Regions from separate parts of the Homo sapiens genome. Here region 1 is linked to region 2. A link is an interaction called in ENCODE POLR2A ChIA-PET data of the cell type or tissue named here. Cell type or tissue: PC-3. All regions are shown on one strand. Links, peaks and the distances in the headings refer to the core of each region. The heading gives the core; the rest is flanking DNA. Region 1 overlaps NT5DC4 (5'-nucleotidase domain containing 4). Region 2 holds the start of LOC124906068 (a long non-coding RNA gene).

Evidence for each region. Peaks named below come from ENCODE experiments on the same cell type or tissue, not always from the same donor. Only the 100,000 strongest peaks of a DNase experiment are listed, where the experiment ranks them.
Region 1: POLR2A ChIA-PET joins it to region 2 with 7 read pairs; 2 of 35 experiments call an interaction of 5 or more read pairs at or near these places.

The regions. Positions count from the first base shown.
Region 1 is chr2:112,730,296-112,743,016 of GRCh38, forward strand. NT5DC4 (5'-nucleotidase domain containing 4) reads left to right here. Exons shown (of 17, transcript NM_001393655.1): 17 at 8,618-8,800. The coding sequence ends at 8,641. CKAP2L (cytoskeleton associated protein 2 like) reads right to left here. Exons shown (of 9, transcript NM_152515.5): 7 at 12,411-12,474; 8 at 10,523-10,712; 9 at 6,054-8,753. The coding sequence ends at 8,528. Among named protein-coding and RNA genes, the nearest start is that of NT5DC4, 16 kb to the left of the region's middle. In PC-3, for the core only: no CTCF peak of the experiment used is centred there; a DNase peak (open chromatin) is centred at 6,916; H3K4me3 peaks cover 386 bases; H3K27ac peaks cover 2,006 bases.
Region 2 is chr2:112,900,407-112,913,127 of GRCh38, forward strand. It overlaps LOC124906068 (a long non-coding RNA gene), which reads right to left and starts at 8,140. Exons shown (of 3, transcript XR_007087196.1): 1 at 8,051-8,140; 2 at 5,541-5,618. It overlaps IL37 (interleukin 37), which reads left to right and starts at 10,759. Exons shown (of 6, transcript NM_014439.4): 1 at 10,759-10,842; 2 at 12,557-12,688. The coding sequence starts at 12,607. In PC-3, for the core only: no CTCF peak of the experiment used is centred there; no DNase peak of the experiment used is centred there.

The sequences.
Region 1 (12,721 bases), core at 2,223-10,222, 170 kb before region 2:
GGGAAAGACTGTCTCAAAAAAAAAAAAAAAAAAAAAGCGACAGTTGGATCCAAAAGGGCGACAGGTTCTGCTCAGCAGTGCTTTGTGCACTGTTGGGCCCTGCACCCCTACGGACTGCTGTTGGCCAATCCATACACATTATTCCCTCCAGGGGAAGTTGCAGGATGTGCCCTCTTCCACATTGAGGCTTCCTCCCCAGACAGGCTTTGTTAACATTAATGACTAGTGGCTCTAGCTTCAGATCCCTTTGACACTTTGTGAGGCTTGACCCGCGTCTGAGCTGAGACAGGAGTGGATGCCTGGATTCCTCGTTGGGTTCTGCACCCCCAAAACCCTGCATAAATGTTCCTCTTTCTCCCTTGGCTTTCTGGGGGCTCACTTTAAAAGATGTGTATCCCATAGGTCCCCTTTAGCTGGGTTGTACCAGGCACAGTGTTTGTTCTTTCAACCAGTATTTACTGAGCACCTCCTGTGTGCCGGGCAGTTTAGAAAATAAAGTGTAAGTTACTTCATTCCTGCCTAGGAGAAGCTCAAAATTCAAGTGCATTCACAGGCTTTAATCAGTGGTTGGCAACTGTTTTTCTATCCTAGCCCAGCAGAGAGATGGACACACTCCTGTCAGTAACAGAGGCTTGCTGGGGAAGCCTGTGGTTTGATCCCTCTATATCCTCACCCCATCAGGATCCAGCCTAGGGCATTTTGACACATTATCTACCCCTGGTTGGGCGTCACTGTGTGAGCTTGGGAAGAAAATATCCATAGTCACTTTCTGTGTTTCTTATAAGGGTTAGGGCAAAGAGAGAAACGAGGATCAGGAAAGTTACATCGAGGCTGACGGAATCCTGGACATGGGCTGGCATCACGGGCCATCTTCTACTTGAGATATTTTTCAGATAACACAAGTATGGAAAAAGGAAAAAGCAACTGTATTGAAATCTCCTAAATGCAGCAGATTTGGAGCCTGCAAACACTTCTTTTAGGGAGGAGGCAGTATTGCTCTTAACCTAGAAGGCATCCTCAATGGTCTTTGAGACGTTTGGAAACGTGTGCACAAGTGAAATTATTTTACCTACTTCTCTTGAACGCATGATGTCTCATATCCAATTTTATTTCTAAACATTTCTTTTAAAAAATAGTTATTTCTGTGCACTTCTGATTCTGTTACTAGTAAGAACAGTAAAACCTGATTGGCTATATATTGCCTCACTAACTGCTCTTTCATTCTGGGTCACTACGAAAGATGTTAAATGAGATAGCCCAAATGTCTTTGAGTTTGTGTATACACATTAAAACACATAAAAAGTCATACTCATGATTTTAAAACTTGACTCTCGAATGTGTTAGAAGCTTCTCTGTGGTATTAAAGTGCTGAAGCATCATTGCTCTGATGTCACTGATTTCAGTTTACTCCTACAGTTTACTTTTTGTCTGTTAGTGGTATCATCTGGCATTCTGTGGAGACCTAGGTTGAATCTGCATGTTTGAAATGACAAAGTAAACCCTTGAAGGAACAGGTCTGAGGACACACTTCATTAGCTTCATTTTCTGTGGATAAACAATGGCAACACTTAGATACCTGAGGATAAATAAGGGACAACGGGCCATGGAATCAGAGAGTTTACTTTTTTTTTTTTTTTTTTTTTTTGAGACAGAGTCTCATTCTGTCACCCAGGCTGCAGTGCAGTGGCACGATCTCGGCTCCACCTCCTGGGTTCAAGCAATTCTTCTGCCTCAACCTCCGAGTAGTTGGGATTACAGGCATACTCCACCACACCTGGCTAATTTTTGTATTTTTAGTAGAGACAGGGTTTCACCATGTTGGCCAGGCTGGTCTCAAATTCCTGACCTCAAGTGATCCGCCTGCCTCGGCCTCTTAACGTGTAGGGATTACAGGCGAGAGCCACCGAGCCTGGCATTTTTTTTTTTAAAACATCTTCTTTGCATTTCAGAAGCTTCCAGGTTTGACACTGCCAAGGCCTTTTCTTCCTTTCCCTGGTTTGACTTTCAGGTCCCAGAGCCTGCAGGGGCAGGTTCTCCAGTAAATCCCAGGTCTCACTGGCCTGTGTCTTTACAGGGGCAGGTTCTCCAGTAAATCCCAGGTCTCACTGGCCTGTGTCTTTACAGGGGCAGGTTCTCCAGTAAATCCCAGGTCTCACTGGCCTGTGTCTTTACAGGGGCAGGTTCTCCAGTAAATCCCAGGTCTCACTGGCCTGTGTCTTTAAACGCTTGATTCTTAGTCAAGAGCTAAAGGATAGTATTTATCAGAAAAACTGCTCAGACCCTAGAGCCCATACTTTTCCGGAAAGGTCCTGAAATATAGTGTGGTAGCTAACACTACAAAAGTCAAATCTCAGAATTCCTACCCAGGGTAGAGAGGATACAGAAAAGGACTGAGGGATAAACAATCTGGCAGAAATGCTTTAGGGGATCCTAGCGAGGGAAAGGAGAGAGGTGGCCAAAGGGCCTTTCTTGTGCTTTTCCTATGTCTGGCCCATTCCCTGCCTCTTCTCCCTGTTACCTCCGCTCTCCCCTCAGCGAAGATCCCTGACTAGACCAGTTTCTCTTTAGTCCCTCGCTCATAGGCCTCTATTTCTCAGGACTTGGAGTCTTGCATTTGTGGTTCCTAGATTAACACGTGTCCTCACTAGACTCTCAGCTCCAAAAGGTAATGTCCTTTTGGCTCACCGTTGTGTCTCTGGCATCTACGTACCTGTGTATTTTATTGAAAGACACATGTCACCCAGTTTATTATTACTCTTGTAGAACTGCAGGGAAAGGGCAGGACAAAGAATATGAGAAAAAAGAAAGTGGAGAAAGGATATAGGGCTTTGGATTAGAATGCTACCTCCTACCCAGACACATTCATGAGAAAACTCATATCCTTAGACAAACTCCTAATTCTGTATCTGTCCTACCTCATGGGTAGGAGGTAGGACAGATACTTCTATTTGGGTAGTTTTTTTTTTTTTTTAAACTTAATGTCACCTCTACACTCCTGTTTTATCTATACCTTAGGGACAGAAGCACACCATTGCTTCCAAGACTGTGTGCAGACACTGACATTCATCTCCCATTTCTGGAAGAATTTTTAGCTGGGCATGTGGCCATCTGATACACATTTCCCTGCTTCTTTAGATGGGGTGGGAGGGGGGGACATGGGACCAAGTTCTGGCCCCTAAATTCTGGACAGAAGTAATGGTCCAACTTCCAATCCGTGACCTCAGGAGGGGCATACCTTCCCGTTCCTCTCTTCCCCCTTCCAGCTGGCTGGAGAGTGAAGTTGGGTGGGAGCCTTCTTTGGCCACATGGACGAGGCTGCCTCCAAGGGATGGTGGAGTCACAAGACAGACATAGGCTGGGCTTGGCAGTAGATTAGCATTGGGCTGTCACTTGGATGGCTGATGTGAGAGAGATGCATTTCCATTTGGGACTAGTGACAGCAGCTGAACTGACATCCTCATTCTGGCATCGTCTTGAGCAGTCAGGAAATGAAGAGAACAGAAGCAGCATCTCTGTGGTAGTGAACTAGTGGTAAAAATGTGATCATTTATTTGTAGAATAAATGACAGTACTTTGGCTGTCACAGTGATTCCTGCTTGGTAAACTGGGAACAGTTCAATAATTTATCTTGCTCAGATGTGTTTCCTTATCATCACCTTAGTCCTCATTTCCTTACTTTAAATAGAGATAGGAGTTAAAAGTTCTGAACCTGGAGCCAGACAGCCCTGACTTTGAAATTGCAGGACTGACATTTATTAACTACTCTATTTCCATAACCATGTCATAAAGCTATTATAAGGATATAGTGAGATAACGGACATGGAGCTTGGCCAGAGTAAGCACTAAATAAGTGTTTTCTATGCTATTATATATATGTGTGTGTGTGTGTGTGTGTGTGTGTGTGTGTACATTAGTCAGGATTTTTTCTTTAGCAACTGAAGGAAACCTAATGAAACTGGTTTGAGAAAAAACAGAATTTATTGGTTCATATAACTAAAAAGTCCAGGGTTAGCCCAGCTCCAGGCATAGCATTAACCAGGGAGTCAAATCAATGTCATTGGACATAGCTTGCTCTCTCCAACTCTCAAGTTTATTCCATGTTGGTACTATTCTCTGGCAGGTTTTGTCCATGAGGTTATAAGATGGCTGTTCCCAAACTCCAGATTTCTATCTTTATCTTTTCAGCAACTCTACCAGGAAGCATCTTTCTAATGAAAGTCTGGGAAATGATGCCTCACTGGTTGTGACACTATCCCATCCTCCAATCAATGCCACTGGCCAGGGAGATGCCAAGTTTGGCTTTGCCAGGACTGGGTCACATGCGCATACTGGGGTTGAGTCCATTCTTCTTAACCATGTAGATTGTCAGCAGGAAATGGGTGGTAGTAGGGAAATTGGGGTGCTTTTTTTGTGAGACAGAGTCTTGCTCCGTCGCCTAGGCTGGAATGCAGTGGTGTGATCTCAGTTCACTGCACCCTTTGTTTCCCGGGTTCAAGTGATCCTCCTGCCTCAGCCTCCCAAGTAGCTGGGACTACAGGCACACTCTACCACATCTGGCTAATTTTTGTATTTTTAGTAGAGACAGGGTTTCACTACGTTGGCCAGGCTGGTCTTGAACTCTTGGCCTCAAGTGATCTGCTCACCTCGGCCTCCCAAAGTGCTGGGATTATAGGCGTGAGCCACCGCACCCAGTCTGGGGTGCTTTTATTGGAAAAGGGAGTACATGCCAGGGAGGCAAGAACATTTTTTTTTTTTTTTTTTTTTTTGAGACTGAGTCTTGCTCTGTCACCCAGGCTGGGATGCAGTGGCATGATCTTGGCTCACTGCAACCTCTGCCTCCCAGGTTCAAGCAGTTCTCCTGCCTCAGCCTCCTGAGTAGCTGGGATTACAGGTGCGTACCCCCACGCCTGGATAACGCCTGTATTTTTAGTAGAGACAGGGTTTTGCCATGTTGGCCAGGCTGGTCTCAAACTCCCGACATCAAATGATCCACCCGCCTCGACTTCCCAAAGTGCTGGGATTACAGGCATGAGCCACCATGCCCAGCCTCAGGAACAGTATTTTATAGTATGTAAAAGACTCAGCCGAGTGCCTGGCATAGTGAGCACTAACAAATGTGAACCATCATGCCTCTCCTCTGTCTTCTGGTTCATGGTCATTCTGCACAGAGATGCTATATATAATCCTCCCCCCCCTTTTTTTCTTTCTTTAAAACTTGCTTTACACTCACCTCCTCTAAAAAGCCATCCCCGAACAACATTAGACTTATTTTTGCAAAGGCCCATATTTCCACTACAATTCCCTATGAATCTCCTTCCCAAATCATTAAGGGCCCACCTTCTTTCCTTCCCACTCTCCCTCCTTCCTGCTCCCTATGTCTAGGAGCAGCTATTTACTAAACAAGAGGGTTACTGAGTATCTACAAAGAGTCCCAGAATTAGGGTGCAGTTTTCTGCAGCTGCAGTACCATCCACAATCATTTCCACAACCTTTTGTGTCTGCAAGACTCTATAGTCTGACGAGGCTGATCGAAACCTCCAATGTGCCATTTTGAAACTTATAATTATTAGACACCAATAGTTCAACCTACACTGTTATTGTTGGTACCCAGGGTAATACTGTGAGACATCCTGCAAGGAACTAGCAATAAAGAAAATAAAACTGCTCTTTTGGGAACTAAGCTGTAATGTCAAGACAATGGTTTTGAGGAAAGACATAAAACCACCATAAAGAGACAACTGACTCCTAGGCCTGGGGTCAGGGGAGGGATTTAGGTAGCAAAGATGGACCACTCTAGAAGCCAGAAAAAAAGTAAGTGCACAAGCAATGGATGGCACTGCAGGATCGATCATGAGAACCTGGTCGACGGGCTTAGGACAGTGTCTGAGGTTCAAGGCAAGAATATTCCTAACACAGGACTCACTTCAGACTCTCTAAGCCTGGTGATTTTGAATATTTGATGCCTCTACGTCCTATGTTCAGATTTTGTGATCTCTAAGCAGCCCTCTGAGCATTACTTGGCTTCACAGGTAAAGTTAACTCTAATTCTTGCATTTTGGTGACAATTTTATTTTATTAGGTATATTTAAGATTTACAACATGATGTTATGGGATACATATAGATAATAAAATGGCTGCTATAGTGAAGCAGATTAACATTATCATCTCAGTTTTTTTGTGATAATAGCAGCTAAAATCTACTTATTTAACAAAAATCCCTAATACAATTGTATTAACTTTAGCCCTATCTCTAGACTTGTTCATTTTATCTGCTATTTTGTATCCTTGGCCTGCATCTCCCCATTTCCTCTTCCCCAATCTGTGGTAAGCACTTTCTCTGTGTACTTGAGCTCTTTCTTAAAAAATTAAATATTCCATATGTGAGATCATGCAGTATTTTTCCTTGGGTCTGGCTTATTTCACTTAGCATAATGTTCTCCAGGTCCATCTATGTTGTGGCAAATGGCAAGAACTCCCTCTTTTCCAAGGATGAATACTATTCCACGGCATGCATATGCCGTATTTTCTTTATTTGTCCATTGATGGGCATTTAGGTTGTTTCCACATCTTGGCTATTGAGAATAACACTGCCACAAACATGTGAGTGCAGATATCTTTATGAGGTGATGATTTCATCTTTTTTTTTTTTGAGATGGAGTCTTGCTCTGTAACCCAGGCTGGAGTGCAGTGACGCAATTTTGGCTCACTGCAACCTCCACCTCCCGAGTTCAAGTGATTCTTCTGCCTCAGCCTCCCAAGTAGCTGGGATTACAGGTGCCCGTCACCATGCCCGCCTACTTTTTGTATTTTTAGTAGAGACGGGGTTTCACCATGTTGGTCAAGCTGGTCTTGAACTCCTGACCTCAGGTGATTCACCCACTCCAAAGTGCTGGGATTACAGGTGTGAGTCACTGCGCCCAGCTGGTGATTTCATCTTCTTTGGGTACATACTTACTCAGAAGAGGGTCAGATAACAGTTCTATTTTTAATTTCTTTAGGAGCCTCCATACCGTTTTCCATAACGGCTGCCCCAGTCTACACGCCCACAAACAGTGTACTAGGGTTCTCTTTTCTCCACAATCTCATCAACATTTATCTCATGTCTTGTTAATAGCCATTCTTATAGATGTGAGGTGATAGCTCACAGTGGTTTTAATTTACATTATTCTTATGATTAATGATGCTGAACACCTTTTCATATCTATACCTACTGGCCATTTCTTATGTCTTCTTTGGAGAAATGTCTGCTCAGGTCCTTTGCCCATTTTTAATTATTAGTTTTTCCACAATTGAGTTGTAAGAGTCTCTTATTGAAAGTCTGCTGGTATTACAGGTTTATAGCTCAGTTTTTTGAGCTTTATTATAAATCTGACTTTCAGAAATAGATCTGCTTCCCTTAAAAAAATCTAGTTCCTGGATGAGGCTGATAGACCTTTGATCAAAGTCCATTCTCCTTGGTAATGAATGCTCCTTGTTTCTTAGGACAGCCAACTGGTATATCCTTAGACAAACTCCTAATTCTCTATGCAAAGCCATTATCATGGTTTTCTATAATAAATAAGATAAACAAGCAGGAACTAATAGAAATTTAATGTTGTTTTAAGATAATACTTAAATATTAAGAAAGCTAAAATTTAAAATGTGTTGACTAGGTTTTTCTACACAATTATATTTACATAATGACTAAGGTAAAACCTTTCCACAAATAGTTGCCCAGGAGGAAGAAAAAGCAACCTACAACAGTCTCTGGGGCTTGCACTGCCTTCTCAGGCCAGCTATACCCTAGCTGAGCAAAGAACTGAAGAAGCAAGTGTCCACTCCCCACCCCTCTCCCCTGCCCCCCTTTTGTTACTTGAAGTGTTTCTGAGTAACAAATGCAAAACTAGGTTTGAATATAAAAGCTAGACGACCATGCCAATTCAGGATTGTGTTTCATCTGAGGAGACCTGGCATAGAAAAAACAAGAATTCTCTCTCATTTACAAGGATACTGTGATGAAAGTCAAAGATCACACATAAATTTATGATCTCTGAGCAAAGGCACAGCTAGCATAAACTCATCTGTAAAATGAGGGGTTTTGACTTGGCCATCTGTCAAGGTCCATTCAGCCTGTCAAGCTAGCGTCAAAGTTCAGATCTTCCACGATGAAAGAACTTGCCCTCTGCTAAGGTGGATGCAGAAAGAAAAGTCCCATTATATTGTGGGACCAACCTTCTGATATAAAAAACTATGTTGGGATTAAAGTAGATCAATAAAGTATAAATATTTATCATAGTTGTAGGGTAAATATTCAAAAGTTTGAAATTTATGTATACTGTAAAACTGGCAAACTGGTCTTAAACACATAAAGCAAAGATTTTCCCATGGGGAGAGAAAATTTGAGAGTAAGCCCAGTGAATTACTTAAGTCCTGAGCGTCCATAATCTGCATCCATGATGCCTCTCTTTTTTTCCAGGTCACTTGGACAAGAATATTTCTTGTCTTATGTTGGTTCTGAAACACCTTTTTTAAAAAAAGCATCAAGAAATTATGATTCAGGGGTTTGAAACCCCAATGTTACAGGCAGCGCCTCATTTCTACGGAATATAAAACATTTTGTTTCTTCCACTTCTAACAGTTCATCAAGAGAAGCCACTACTAAATCGTGTTCCTGCAGCATTTCTGGGTAGCGGGACACTGCTCGCTCAATCCTCGACGAACGCCGTACAGGAGTGATAAATTTCATGTCTTGCACTTCCGGCATCCCATTTATTCTGAGAGACAGCAAGAGATGCATTAAAAACCTTATCATTTAAAAAAATTATCTTTATTATTTTTTGTTTCTTATTCAATAATAAAACAGGGAAGACATTTTAACATAGGGTGATACAAGAGATATGTCTAGAGCAGCTTTCATCTTCAGATGGCTTTTTCTAGGAGTTCGAGACCAGCCTGGGCAACATAGCAACACACTATCTTTACCAAAAAATATAAAAATTAGCTGGGCATGGTGGCACACACCTGTAATCCCAGCTACTCAGGAGGGTGAAGTGGGAGGACTGCTTGAGCCCAGAAGGTCAAGGCTGCAGTGAGCTATGATTATGCCATTGTACTCCAGTCTGGGCAACATGGCAAGACCCCAGTCTCAAAAAAAAGGCTTTTCCCTGATTTCCAGAATGTACTGGGTGGTGTCCATCTGTTCTTGGATGGTGTAAGCATAAGGATTTATTGAATGAAGTATGAAGTGTGGTTTTTATTTGAAGTCAAATATTTGGCAGTTGGTGTTCATTTATTCTATAAACTTTCAAAACAGATGACAAGTTTTAAGGAAATGGGGCCTAATACCAAATTTGGTTGAATTAATGAATTCCAAGATTCTTTCTAGCTTTTTCTTTTTAAAGACAGGGTCTCACTCTGTTGCCCAGGCTAGAGTCCAGTGGTGCAATCACAGCTCACTACAGCCTCAACCTCCTAGGATCAAGGCATCTGTCCACCTCAGCCTTTCAAGCTGGTGGGAGCACAAACGTATGCCAGCATGCCTGGCTAATTTTTTATTTTTCATAGAGTTGGGGTCTCCCTATGCTGCCCAGGCCACTCTTGAACTCCTAGGCTCAAGTAATCCTCCTGCCTCGGCCTACCAAAGTGACAGGATTACAGGCATGAGCCACCATGTGCCCAGCCTTTTCATTTTTTTTTTGAGATGGAGTTTCACTCTTGTTGCCCAGGCTGGAGTGCAATGGTGCAATCTTGGCAGACTTGCCTGCTAGTTTTCCTTAGGCTAATGTAATTAGTGGTTTTGTGAATTCTAGAGCCATTAAGAGGTAGTTTTTGGATTAACTGTTTTCATCTACTTATGAGCTGACTGTAGTTCATCCACTTATGAACTGAACTGTTTTCATCCTCTTATGAGCTGACTGTAGTGGGAAAATGGTGTGTGTCAGAGAGTTTAGGATTGGAAGAGATTCGGCTGTGCTTTCCAGGTAACTAAAACAAAGAACTGTTGTCTTGGTGCCCTTGTTTGGAATTCTTTCCAGATCATGATCAGAGAAGAGTGGTGCTACACTCACATTTTAGAAAATGACACTGACGCCCTGACATAGCTCCTTAAATTACTATGGATTCTGCCTTAAATTTATATTTGTTAAAAAATAAAACGTTTCTGACTTTATGAGCAGTCTCTGACTAGTACATACTCCACTGCTCTCCGTTCTTAGAGGGGTATTCACTGTCCCTTTTCTCCCACAGCTACAGAGTTTGCTCCCGCTTGGGACTTTGTGCCCCATCTTATCACCCCAACCATACCCAGCTGTGTCAGGACTTGCAGGAAAGGCAGATAGGATCTGCAAGTGCAGGACAAATGAGAGTGAAAAGGTAGGCGAGACCATAGGACGGGGGTGAATGCATTCTAATACCCCTCCTGACTCTGGCAGCACCTTCCTCACTGCAGGTCAGGTCTCAGTTACTCTAGATCTGTGAAGGAAAAATCGAGACTTGGACTAGAATTAAGTCTGTGAACACAAAGTCTGCTTTAGAGTTTGCTTACCTAGGGATTGGACCAATCTGTAATTTGATACCAGGATAATTATGCTGTTCTGCCTTGGCTATTCGGGGTGTCGCCGTGACTTGTTCCCTCTCTTTTGGAGAAAGACAAGACTTCACAGATTCCATCTTCTTGGCCAGCTCTTCCACTGATGTTATACTAGTTTCAGCAACTAAAGAGTCAGAAGTAATCCCTGTGTATGTAAGATCATGAAGGAAAGTAAGATTTACCAATTTAATACTTCAACTAGAAGTCAATAACATGAAAAATACATACATACAATGATTTCCCAGTGATCTTCATGGGCTCCACATACTGAATAGTGATTGATTTGAAGTGTGACTTATAACTTGTTTTTTCACGTTAAGCTCTGTAGCAGTGTCTTGCTACATCAGGCTACCCTCGTAGCCAGCCCCCGAGACTGCTGTACGTAGATTCTTGACACCCTTTCAAGACTCTGAACATATCTCCAGTCTCCTATTCACTCTCAAGAGAGCTCTCTTAGGGACTAATCACTGGCCTTCTACCCTTACACCACACCTTGGATCAATTTTCTTGACTCACTAAGGTTAACTCACACAACCTCCCAATCCCATTCCTCCCCAGGATGACCACATGGTTACTGCCTTGGACAGTGGGCAAAAACTGTCTTGCATTAATAGTTTTCATGGTAGCCCAAACACAATCACCAAAATGAAAGGAAGGAAATCAGACTGTGCCAGGCACACTGTGGCTAGAGGCTGACACCCTAAGTGAGGTCAATAGGGTGCAACAAAGGCATGGATTCCTGTCTTCTCTTTTTATTCCTTTTAAAACACTACCATGTTTTAACCAAATAACTGAATTGTAGCCTCATTCTCAAAGAATCTACTATTATCTATTTTATGTCCTTCTTACCACATGTAGTGGGTTACTTAGCTACATGACTTGATTGTTCCCCAGTTAAATCTACTCTTTTTTTTTGAGATGGAGTTTCGCTCTTGTTGTCCAGGCTGGAGTGCAGTGGCGTGATCTTCATTCACTCCAAATTCCACTTTCTGGGTTCAAACGATTCTCCTGCCTCAGCCTCCTGAGTATCTGGGATTACAAGCACGCACCACCACAACTGGCTAATTTTTCTTTTCTGTTTTTTTTTTTTTTTTTTTTTTTTTTTAAAGACAAGACAGGGTTTCACCACGTTGGTCAGGCTGGTCTCAAACTCCTGACCTCAGGTGATCCACCTGCCTTGGCCTCCCAAAGTGCCGGGATTACAGGCGTGAGCTACCGTATGCAGCCTAAATCTACTATTAAAGGAAAAAGATTTGTCACCTTTTAAGATAACAAGAAGAATCCAATTTATTTTCTAAAGATAGCTTGTTTTTTCTTTCCATTCATATAACAAGTATCGTAAGCAATTATAATGTCACTCGTGTTTGGCACAATATATGTCTCATAGAAGAGTCTTCTAAAGGTTATGACCACTGACAGTGATGGTCATCCAATTGAAGAGATTCCTGAGATAGCTATTTTTAAAGCGTAACACAAATTTAGATGAGTATGTTGGTGGGTTTATTATGATTAAACATGTAACTTAAGGCATTTCTCCTTTCTGCCTCAGTCTCTTCCAGCAAAGAGCTGTTTGTCTTCTGCCATCTAGGATTCCAAGGAAGTGGGACACTCCAGTCTAGGCTGTTTTGGTGGAAACAACCTTTGTTCAGTATTGAGTAGTGCATTTACTTGTAATAATACAAATAAGTCAGCTGATGACAATGGCTGAAAGGGCCAGGTCATGGAAACCAAGAAGTGAGAAGCATTTCAGGGGATGATTCTTTTCTTCTTTTTCCTATATGTCCTGGATGATTTTTACTGGTACAGCTAGAGAAGATGAATTTAAATTCAAAAATAATAGTACCTTCTGTGGTTCTGTTTGAGTCTTGCAAGATATTAAGAACAACTTTCCGCAACTCTTGTATTGGCTGGAAGGAAGGAAGAAAACATACAAAATCTTAAAAACATTCATGCAAAAAATTTGCTAAGGAACTTTAACTTCAAATACATGTTTTATAATAAAAGTTTCCTTTTAAAATCTCGTCTAACTATAAATCTTTTGTCTAGCTTGACAGTTTTATAGCTTCATGAGAAAAGTAAAGGAACAGAGAAAATTCTGATTAAGTGTTGGCACACTCGACTTAATGAACAGATGTATTTAAAGTTGTCCATAAT
Region 2 (12,721 bases), core at 2,462-10,461:
GTATGAGAGAGCAAACAGGGTCCAAGCAGTGCTCTGGGCTGTCTAAGGACCAGTAGTCAGCTTAACTTCTCAAATTTCCAGGGAAGGAGTTTGGAGTGGTAGAATATCCTGGGTATGCCCAAAGCATCACCTTGCAAATAGCCTGTCATGAATAATTTGTTTCATTTGTTATGACTGGAAACTGGCTTTGTGTATGCCAGAGAATGGGGGCAGGAAAGAGAGATTGGTGTCTTGAGCTCTCTGTGCCTCTGGGGCAGTGATGCTTTTCCTCTCATGTGGAAGGAGAGCATGACTGAAAAGGTGCACAAATAAGGTGTCTGTGAGAGAAATTAACCTTCCAGATACAGAGACACAACCTTCCCCAAGAGGTCCTCATTGCTCTGCCTTTTTTCCTTTTTTTTGCTTGTTCTACCATTAATAACAGAAACTGATTATGACCTCAAAAGAGAGGAGAAAGCGACTCTCCCCACCCTAGAGCTAGTTAACCACCATATCTTCCTAGATCTCAGTTCAAGAGTCACTTCCATCCCCAATAAAAGCCCTTGAGTGCTGAGCACCTCTCCGTCATAGCATTTGTCCTAGGGGTTTTTGTACATTTTCTTGTGTGAAACTTGGGTTGACATCTGTATTTCCGACTAGATTACAGTTTCCTCAAGGGTAGGGATGTCTTGCTTGCCATTTTCAGTTCCAGCATCTAGACAGTACCTCAAGCAAACAAGGCCGAGGGGGGTGCGGATCACGAGGTCAGGAGTTCGAGACCAGCCTGATGAACATGGTGAAACCCCGTCTCTACTAAAAATATAAAAATTAGCCAGGCGTGGTGGCAGGTGCCTGTAATTCCAGCTACTCAGGAGTCTGAGGTAGGAGAATCGCTTGAACCCGGGAGGTGGAGGTTGCAGTGACCTGAGATCCACTGCACTCCAGCTTGGGTGACAGAGCAAGACTTCGTCTCAAAAAAAAAAAAAAAAAAAGAAAGAAAAAAGAAAATAAAATGAATGAATGAGTGAGATGAATGAGTTAGCAGTGTTGGATTTAAGTGTCAGATTCTTCCCAGCTTGACTTTTTTCTTTGGCTTAGTGATTTTGAGGTCCCAAGATTTATTTTCCTTTCACAAAGGTGATCACTACCATAAGATCTTCAGAAAAGGAAATGTGGCAGGCCAGGTCTCACTAATGCAGATCTCTATAACAACTGTTTCAGTACTGACTAAATGGTTAAGTTAAATATTAAAAACCAGTGTTCTTATACAAAGGCTGGAATGTAACAAAAGCCCATCAAGAGTTTTGCCCAGGCCTTTTCTGGGCCTTAAAATATGACAAAATAAAGAAGGAATTCTTAACAGGACCCATTTAGGATTAAACAAGTTTTATTGTGGGTCTGAAGAAACTCCCCAGGCCTCCACAAACAAGTTTATTGGTGCTCTAAAGGAACTCCCCAAACCTCCATGATTTAGCAGGGGACAAGATAAGGGTAATTACCCCAGCACCTGGACCCATTTAGATTAAGTAAATTTACTGAGGCTCCAGGGGAAGATCTTCCGGACTCAGACCTTAGTTACAGATTAAAAGAAGTTAATCACTTACGTCTTCAGGTGAATGCACACTTACACGTAGACATATAGCTTAGAAGGTATATAAGCTCTGGAAAATGTCATAATTTTGAGTTGGCCTGGTGATGATTTCCAGGCCTTCTCCCTGTAACTGGTTGCAGAAATAAAAACTCTCTTCCTCCCCAGCTCATCTGCATCTTGTTATTGGGCCATGAGAAATAGCAGCCCAACCCTCAGTTTGGTCCTGGAACAGAAACTCTGGATGAACACTATCAATAGAGCTCTTTGCCATGATGGAAATGTTCTATATGTTTGCTGTACAGTAGTCATTAGTCACATGTGGCTGCTGAGCACTTGAAATGTGGCTAGTGAGATGAAGGAACTGAGTTTTTAATATTACTCAATTTTACTTAGTTTAAACTTCAATAGCTACACATGGCTAGTGGCTACTGTATTGAATAGTGCAGTTCTAAACTATGTACTTCAAGTAGAAGGAAAATGATCCCAGAGGGGAGTCATAAATAGAAGAAGAAACGAAGAGCAAAGAAAATTCTAAATATATGCAAAAATGTAAATGAACACTCATGCTATAAAATAATGCTATTTTAGAAAGTTTTAAAAGTATACGGTATTAACATATATGACATTAAAAGCATGTAAGTTGGGAGAGGATTGAGGTAAGTGAAGGTGTTCTGTGGGCCTTAAATTAGATGGGAGGAAAATAAAGCTACTCATTAACATTAGTTTTTTAAATAAATTAAGGATCCATGGATTACAGAGTAATTTTAGGTAAGTGCTAAAAAATAGAAAATAAATGCATAAGTTTCAAACTAGTAGGAAGAAAAATGAAATGATAGAAAATATTCAAACTAAAAGAAAGCAAGGGGGAGAAGAAACAGAATGAGAATAATGAATAGAAAACACTATAACTGTCGTAGATTTTCAGTCCAAATGCTCTATTTCATTGATTTAAGGGAAAACATTTATTCCTATTTTTACATCTCTGAAATGGCGAGGCATATGCCAAGCTGTGTGTATTACAAGCTCTGTCAGCCAGCTTGTGTCAACTTGGCTGGAACTCTTCATTTGGTCATCAGTTGAGTTTTGTGTGTCATTGTCATTACATGTTTTGAGTTTAATTGCTGTTTAGAATGTCTTCAAAAAGATGCCCTCTGACTTGTCATAGAAACAGAGCAGCAGAATGAAAATTTAGTATTAGTGAAGCAATTCCAATCTTTTTTGCAAACACCAAGAGCTATAAAAAAGAAGCTACTCATGACTTGAAGAAGCTGTGTACTTTTTCTTTGCTTCTGGGAATGTAAAACCAGAGAAATTGCCATATCTCTGAGAATTGAGGAAAGAAATTTTGAGGTGCAGAGAAACTGATGTGATTGATTTATGCACATCACAGAGATATTGTTAAGGTGTGTGTCTCAGGAACTAATTGGTGGTGTTTTTTTTTTTAATTCATACATAAAATATGGCTGTGTTTTACAGTCCATGGTGTATTAGATGTTTGATGTAAATGATTTACATTATAAAGCTGAATAAGGAAAGCAAACAGAACCCATGCTGTTTTTGAGATACAGCTAAAATCAGCTGGGCATGGTGGCTCGCGCCTGTAATACCAACACTTTGGGAGGCCGAGGTGGGTGGATGACCTGAGGTCAGGAGTTCGAGACCAGCCTGGCCAACATGGCGAAACCTCATCTCTTCTAAAAATACAACAAATTAGCTGGGCTTGGTGGTGGGCTCCTGTAATCCCAGCTACTTGGGAGGCTGAGGCAGGAGAATTGCTTGAACCCAGGAGGTGGAGGTTGCAGTGAGCTAAGATCGCGCCATTGCACTACTCCAGCCTGGGCGAGAGAGTGAGACTCTCTCTCAAAAAAAAAAGAAAAAAGAAATATATCTAAAATGTAAGAATGGAGAAGGCTGAAAGAAAAAGGATGGAAAGAGATATACCACACAAAAACTAATTAAAAGAAAGCAGCTGTATCTGACAAAGTGGACTTTAAGGCAATAAGCATTGGTAGACATAAAGAGTGTGTCTCCTTAAAGATAAAAGCTTCAGTTCACCAGGGAGATATAACGATTCTAAATTGGAATTGGCTCTGGAATTAGTCAGATTTGGGTGCAAATTTTTTTTTTTTTTTTTTTTTTTGAGACGAAGTCTTGCGCTCTGTCCCCCAGGCTGGAGTGCAGTGGCGCGATCTCGGCTCACTGAAAGCTCCGCCTTCCGGGTTCACGCCATTCTCCCGCCTCAGCCTCCTGAGTAGCTGGGACTACAGGTGCCTGCCACCATGCCCGGTTAATTTTTTTTTGTATTTTTAGTAGAGACGGGGTTTCACTGTGTTAGCCAGGGTGGTCTCGATCTCCTGACCTCGTGATCCGCCTGCCTCGGCCTCCCAAAGTGCTGGGATTACAGGCGTGAGCCACTGCTCCCGGCCTTGGGTGCAAATTTGAGCTTTCTCACTTATTAGTGTAAGACATACAGCTAATTTCTAAATCTTCCAAACCTCAGATTTTTCATCCATGAAGTGAGGATTATTATAGAGCTCACTAATAACATGGCTTCAAAAATATATAATGCCAAAATTGAGATCAAAATAATAAATCTATATTACATGGGAGATCTTAATGTACCTCTTATATTATTGATAGACTAAGATGATCAAAAAAATAGAAAGAGAGCAGTAAGGAGAGCAAGCATTTAATCAATAGGACCAATACATTTTAATCAATAGGATCCTCAGGAATATATACAGAATACCAAACCTAACAACTGCAGAAAACATGCCAAACATTTAGGTACAGACATTGTTGGAAAATGCAATCTTGAAACGAGTGGACTGACATTCAGAAGATATTAATAAGAGCACTAATGATGGGGATTGCAACCATGTCTTTACTGACTTCCAGAAGCTTCTTACAGTAAACATGAAATCACATAATTTCTTCCACTTTCCTACTGTTTCTTGTTCTGGGCTCTGTCCTGCTTACTGTCTAATATCTTGGCCCCTTAAAAGTTGCTAATCTTCCAAACCTCATTCCTGTGACTGGGCCGCTGGTCCTTGTTCATGGGCCTTGAAGATACTGACTGTACACTTATCTGGAGCATCCAGTGCCTACCACCTGACCCAGATTCCTCATTGCGCTCCTCCCTCCTCCACCTAATGGGATTTGCTCATACCCGTGTGGGACCCCTCCCATTTTCCCCAACTGAATACTTATCAAGACAACGCATTGCCATACTCCCTCGTACCCTGCTCTGGGCATCAGACTGAATGTTTGTTTCCATTGAGGATCTGCAGCTGCATCAGTTTCCCCAGCACCGTCCAACCCCTTGAGCATGGCTAGTCCTAAAGCAGAGAATTAGCCTTTCTATCCCTGCTGCTATACATGCTGGGACAAATAATAAGAAATGACAGCATTTTATGATAATGCAGGCTGCAGGAGGCAGGAGGCAGGAATCAAATTCGTGCTTATCAAATAGTGCTCCAATTCTTTGAATATTGGACTATAGAATATGTCATGGATCTATGCTCAGGTGGGTTCCCTATTACTCACTCCACTGAGGCCAGGTTGTGGGATTAGCTGTCCAAGAGGGAGTTTCAGTCTCACAGCATAGGGTCATTCTGAGAATTACTGGCCCACACTTGTGTGGAGACCTCCAGAGAACAGAATCTGGGTTGGTGCCATGTACTTCCAGGAGGAGAGAAGTGGCAGGATGCCCAGCCCCACAATCAGAGGGGAAGGGGCAGAGCCACATGTATGAAGATCCTCTCCCCAGTACGTGCCAATCACAGGGCTTCCTAGCTTTTGGGCCAAGGAAACAATGTGGGAAGCAAAAAAGGACAATTTTCTCCTCCCTTTGCATGAAGACTGAGCAGTTTTACCAGATTCCCAGGGAAACACCCTTCCACTCTGGGTTGAATGTGAGTGAGAGACATTCAGCTGGAACACTAGAAAAACTATTTCCTGAGCCACTCACCTTTAGCCCTAGAAAGTGTTGGATTTGTCCTTCATCTTTGCCACAGTAGAGACTGCTGATAGCATCAGAACTTGGGCTCTGGAATTAGACAGATATGGGTACAAATCTGAGCTCTCTCACTTATTAGTGTGGGATGTAGAGCAACTTTTAAAATCCTTCCAAACCTCAGACTTCTCATGCATGATGTGAGGATTGTAATAGGGCCCACCTAATAGGGGTTTTTGAGAATTAAAAAAGTTATTCAATGAACAGCATTTAGCAAGATGCCTGACCATTGAGAAAATAACAAATTGTTTATTATTATTGTTATTATTAAACATCTTTCCTGCACCTTCTGACTGGGGGCATCATATCATCAGAAATACTTAGGATGGGATGGATTCCTGCATGGGCTGAGTCAAGGGTGCAATAATGGAGGAGTGAAGAAGGAAGAAATGGAGGCAGAAATCCCCAGGAGCCCAGCATGGTACAAGGCTGAGCTAGTGCTGCAGAGCCTCCTTGGAACAGCCACAGAGCTTGCATCTGGCCCTGGAGGAACCTCTTCTAGCTGGCAGGACCAGCCACAACAGTGGCCAGGGGATTTCCCAGGGCGTGGGCTCCTAGGAGTTCATTTGGACCAAGCCTGCCTGGAGAGGGGTTATAACAGGGATCCTTCCCTACTGGCAGGTGATTTACCCCTCGGTGAGAAGCTCAGGCATTTGTTTGATGGAAGGTGGAAGGCCCTGTGCTGGGCCAGTGACTATCAGGGATGGGCGGGTGGCTGGAAAATAGCAAATAAGACAATATGATAACACAGTTAACCACCACACTATGTGAAGCTACAATATGGGTATCTGTAATAGACAATTCCAATGTAGAGAATAATTCTAAGGTGTCATTCTCCCCCCCAATGCCATAAGCACACGGCCTCTGCCTGGGTTTCTCACTGTGGAATGTCCTCCTGGTCTCCTCATGCCCAGAGAGTGGGAAGTACTCCTACTTTAACACCGGCTTTCCTGTCATCTCCCTGCAGCCCTCCTCAGCCCCCTCTGCACAGGGAGGTTTCCTCCCTGCTGCTGCAGTGCTTTGTACTTGTTAGTGGTACCTGCACACAGGTATTGGTGTCCTTGTCTCACCACCCTACATCACTGTAAGCTCCCCAGGAGCAGGCTTCCTGTTTGACTCACCTGTGATCCTCCACCTCCCACCCTGTAGTGCCTCAAGCATTGAGGACAATCACTGGCTGCCCCTTAACCCAGAAATGCTGCCGAGACAGGAGGCCATGGCCCAAGTTCCTGGAATGGGGTATTACTATGTCAGCACAAAGGCCTTTGCACAAATGAAGGCTTTAAAAATGCAGTCCTAGTCAGGTGGAGGAGGGCTTATAGGATTCCCAGGAATCTGGATCATTCTCTTGAGAGCTTTCCCTTGTCTCTGTTAAAACTCACATCCTACGGCCCAAATAACAACAAAAAATGGATGTAAATTCTTGAAATAACTTGTGGATGGGGGAACAAGGCCCACCCCCCAGATCTGCCAGAAGCTTCAGGTGAGGGTCCCAAATGCCAAAAAGTCTGGTATCAGAGAGGATGGCCAGTGACCTGGGGACACATGCCCTTTGCTGTGTCACTCAAGGAGCAGCAGCCTCGGCCCCGCACAGTGACCAGGACCCTGGCTTCCCACGCTGGGCAGGAGCTGGTGTCTGATGAAGGGAATGCCTGGCAGCACGTGCTGTCTGTCTCCTCGTGTCAGCTTACCTGGCTTTGCTGCGAAGAGGCCACTTGCATTTCTTTATTTTTTATATTTTTTTAATTTTTTAAATTTTTTTATTTTATTTTTATTTTTATTTATTTATTTATTTTTAATTTTTTTTTAATTTTTTAAATTATGCTTTAAGTTTTAGGGTACATGTGCACATTGTGCAGGTTAGTTACATACGCATACATGCGCCATGCTGGTGCGCTGCACCCACTAACTCGTCATCTAGCATTAGGTATATCTCCCAGTGCTATCCCTCCCCCCTCCCCCCACCCCACAACAGTCCCCAGAATGTGATGTTCCCCTTCCTGTGTCCATGTGATCTCATTGAATTTCTTTAAAGGTGGAATCTCTCAGTGGGGTCTAATCTGTTCAGAAATATCAAAAGAGTATCCTTGGGAATGACTGGAATTCCAGAGTCATCTGGTAATCCTCATAAAACAACTCCTGGATGTCTCTCAGCACATCTCCCACCTTGAATGCAGGAGGCTGGTTCAAATGGAGGAGCATCGCTCTACTGCACTTTTTTTTTTTTTTGGCCTAAAGTGCAAAAGGGGATACGTTTCATGTAAATAAATCAACTGCAAATCGCTAGTTATGCTGAGCCCTGTCCCGTGCTGTGGACACAAAGGAACCAAAGGCTTTTCTCCCCGCCCAACACACACATAACACACACACAAAATCATAAAAACATACATACCCCCAACACATAACAACACACAACACACACACAAAATATATACACACAACACACACCAAACATGCCCACAAACCTGTGTCCAGAGATAGATCCTACTGGTGGGTTTGTGGTCTCGCTGACTTCAAGAATGAAGCCGTGGACCTTCGCAGTGAGTGTTACAGCTCTTAAAGATGGCATGGATCCAAAGAGTGAGCAGTAGCAACGTTTACTGTGAAGAGCAAAAGGACAAAGCTTCCACAACCCAGAAGGGGACCCCAGCAGGGTTGCTGGTTGGGGTGGCCAGCTTTTACTTCCTTTTGGCCCCTCCCATGTTCTGTTTCCATCCTATCAGAGTGCCCTTTTTTCAATCCTCCCTGTGATTGGCTACTTTTAGAATCCTGCTGATTGGTGCATTTTACAGAGTGCTGATTGGTGCGTTTTACAATCCCCTTGTAAGACAGAAAAGTTCCTGATTGGTGTGTTTTACAATCCTCTTGTAAGACAGAAAAGTTCCCCAAGTCCCCACTGGACCCAGGAAGTCCACCTGGCCTCACCTTTCAACTCCATAATGGCATGAAAATACATATGTTGTACAAAACATACATACACAAAGTATACATGCATCTCCCCAAATATACACATACCACAGAAACATACACACAGGAACTCAGCTACCTGTCAAAAGTCTGCATGGTGATTGCCTCTGCAGTGAGTAGTTAGAAAAGTGAATTTGTTTTTCAATAAATTGGAGTCCTTAAAAATCGTTGTAAGATAGAAAATTTTTAAAAGTATATAAAATAAAATATGTATGTCCTTTGGTCTAGCATTTACACATGTAGGAATTTATCCTAGTGGAGTAATCAATGATATATGCAAAGATTTGGACAAGCATATTAAGCACAGAATTATGTATGCATATGTGTGTGTATATATATATATATCTCATACATATAATAATGTAAAAGTGAAAATAACTCAGATGTTCAAAATTGAGGATTAGTTAGACTATGATCTGTCCATATGTGACATACAAGTTAGCTGCCCCTTATTCTCTCGAGCTTCAACCTCCTATAAACAGTGTCCCTTGTATATCAGTATTGGTACAGATAATCGAACTTATTGAGGTTTTACATGGGGCAATAAAGGCAAGAGTTTATGAATACTCCATACTACACTAGGTAGCACCCCCTATTAAAGACAAACTCTTCTCTCTCATTTCCCTTCCTTTCCGGAACCACTTGGTTGAATCTCTACAAGTCTCTATTGCAACTGCCTCAACATGGCACCCTCCCTGCATCTCCATCTTCCCTGTCCTGAGAGCAATGGCCTGCTGCCCCCACACTCACATCCTCATTCATTCCAGAAGTGAGCACCACAGAAGTGCCTACAGTTACCCCAACCACCTTCTTAGAAGATAAGTTAGTGTTTGTTTTGACTTTTTAAAATTTTTACTTCCTCTTTTCCTTCACAATCTCATCCCATCCCAAGAGGTTTATCAAGAAGTTCTCTAAAGATATGTGTCTCCTTATGGAATTTAACAGAAATCAGGGATTTGTATTCTAGCCATCAAGGGAATAACATTTTTCCAGGTCTTTAGACAAATAATGGAATACCTTGCAGTAATTAGATACACTATTGTAGAAAAGTATTGATGAAATGGAACGATGTTTGAGATATCATATTGAGTAGAAAAGGCAAGATACATTAAGTAGGAAATGTATCTTACAAAATAATTTGTCAGACACACTCCTATATTTGTATGTTATATAAATGCGTATGTGAAGAAAGGCTAGAGGATGAGACCACAGTCTTCGGTGAAGTTTAAGAGATGAGGCTGCAGCATGCTCAGAAAGGCCTGGGTTATAGTTCTTCCAGTAATTAAGGATGTGATCTTGGGTAAATTGTCCATCCTCTCTAAACTGCACCACCTTTTGTCTGTAAAACAGGAAGGATGGTATTTACCCCCAGGGTCATCAAAGGATTTGGTTGGAGAAAAATAAATAAATGGGCTGAGCCCAGACCTGGCACAGTGAGAGCACAGTGGTTGACTATTGTGCTGGCCTGTTGTTCCTGTGTTATTGACATGCTGCTGGTGGTGGTCCAGAAGCTATTACCTTAATTGGTTATGTGGATTTCCCCTCATACTGAGCAGCTGTGTGTGGTGTTGTAAAACATAGCCATACACAGTAACTGACAAGGGCAAATGTGATGGAAAAATGCAAGGAAGTGCAGATAAATAGCTAATGGGCTGTAGAAGGAAGCTAGTCCTTGGAGGGCTTGATCAAGGAAGGTCCTTTTGCATGTCACCTTTGAAGAAGAGGGGACATAGAAGAGGTATAGTGCATCCCGGAGTGTACCTGGAAGGGAACATGAAAAGAGGACATTTTTCTCTGGGACATGGGGACTCCACTTGCATGAACTCTGGAATTGGGGCAAAGAACCATCATGAGAACAAGGGCTTCCTTGAACCTCCCAGGCTCATTGGCTGATCTAAACCCTGTGTCCCCTCTTTCCTTCACTCTCCTCTGTTTTCTATACCTGTATTATTGGACTGGACTGGAAGCCACCTGATCTATCACAAGTACCTTGAAATGTGTTGAATAGGTGTGGCACAGTCCTTAGCAGAGTGGCACTACCCCCACAGGAATTTGTTTATACCGTTGGCATGGAAAATAGCAGGAAATGAGTGATCACTGATAACTGAGGATGCTATTTATTATTGGCCAAAGGAATACTTGTGTTGTATTTGCATAACCACTCACAAACTGTTGATTACAAATGAGTACCAGACCTAGCTCCTTCAAGTAAAGGATCCTGAGAACTGAAGGCAAACAGAGCTCCAGGAGTCCAAGACAGAGCCACAGACCACGAGGATCCCTGGCCCAGGTAGGTGGTCCTCCTGCACTGGCTTTCAAGGCCAACAGGATGGATGGGGAAGTAGAGTAGCATCTGGCCATCTAGACCCTTGCTTTTTATCCCCACTGGAAGCACATCTGAATTTCTAAATATGATCTCTGAGACCTGCCCAGAACACCTTGCTCTCAGCCCCAGTAGCAGCCTGCTCTCTCCCAGGAGGGCTTCCACTAACAAGTAGGGCATTGCTGGAGGGCCAGGCAGACACTAGCTTAGGAAATCCACCAACCCTGGAAATGCTAGTCCCTTCTCTGAAGGCTCAGAAGACTGACTTTAGAGTCTAGAAAATATTGGTCCTTGGGAACAGATTTTGAGTGCAAAGAGATGGACTTCAGATGGCCAGATGCACTGCTTCTTTAGGGAATTCTGTGAAAGCTCCCTGCATTTATCTTAATACAGGCAGCAGATTTCATGAGTACCCCCGAGGGATGGCCCCAGGTCCTCCAGCCTGTGAGCATCCTTCTGTCCTTCAGCAGCACCACAGTATCTTTATATGTCTTTGGATACCTACGTTTCTGCCAGACATCTCTTGCTCTGATGTTCTGGCTGCCAAATTCTCTGTCAAGCGCCTCCAATTTTTTGTGTCCTTTGATTTACCCCAACATGACAAAGGCAGTTGTGCTTCATGTATTCAGGGATACTGCCAAACCACAAACAGGTTAAAATCAAATAGCAGATATCCCTGTTCCTAAAGACCCATCAGCTCTACCCACCTGCTCCTGCTCACCGTCCTTATTGTTGAGTCCTGAAGCCCTTCCTTGTCATTTTTATTTTTTGCATGAACAATTTAGTTCCCTTTGTCTCACTCCTAAACCTTTCTCAAAGGATTGGATTTGTACACAAACTGCCTATCTCTGCAATCTTAGAAGTGATATGATTCTGAACAAATCACTTAACTTTTGATTTTTTATCGGTAAGATGGGAATACCAATTTTTGCTCCACTTCTGTCCTATGTTGGCCTGGGCTGATGTTGAAAGCTCTCGGTCAACTGAGATAGGGTGTGCAGAATTTATATATATAAATATATCTCCTCCAACCCCTCCCAATGAAGCAAGTCACGTGAGTCAATCCTACCCTAAGATATTAGGGATTGAGCCTCCTGGGACATTTGGTGGCTTAGGTTTTCATGAAAAGAGGTTGCAGAGCAACTGCTTTTTGTTAGGCAAAGATTAGGCTACTGCAGAGACTCAGCAAACTTCTATAGAAGGTGTCAGATGGTAAGTATTTTAGGCTTTGCTTGCCAGATGATCTCTCAACTAGTTAACCATGCTATTGTAGCCTCGAAGCAGCCAGAGACAATATGTAAACAAGAGCATGGCTGTGTTTCAATAAAACTTTATTTAAAAAAACAGTCAGGGACCGGATTTGGCCAAAGGCCATAGTGTGCCAGCCCCAAGACTAGAGCAATGCACTTTTAACTTTTTTATTTTATTTTTGTAAAATGCCAAGATCCACAAAAATGCTATTGCACCCCGTGTGTTAGCACTGTGACTCAAGGTTTGGGAAATTCTGCTTTGAAGGCGTGATAGACAGGAGAGCATGGTCTGGCCCCTTGGTGCCTTTCTGGTTGCAGCGAGCATTTCAAACTACAGAGCAAGGCCAGTGGTCTGTTCAGCACTAGAGACATGCAGCAAGGTGTCCTGGGGTGAGAAGATGCCATAACTGGTCCCCTTTCTATCTCCTTAGGTCTTGGACTTCATTCCATTTTCTGTTGAGTAATAAACTCAACGTTGAAAATGTCCTTTGTGGGGGAGAACTCAGGAGTGAAAATGGGCTCTGAGGACTGGGAAAAAGATGAACCCCAGTGCTGCTTAGAAGGTAAGGTTCTTGTAGAAATCTACCTCAGGGCCA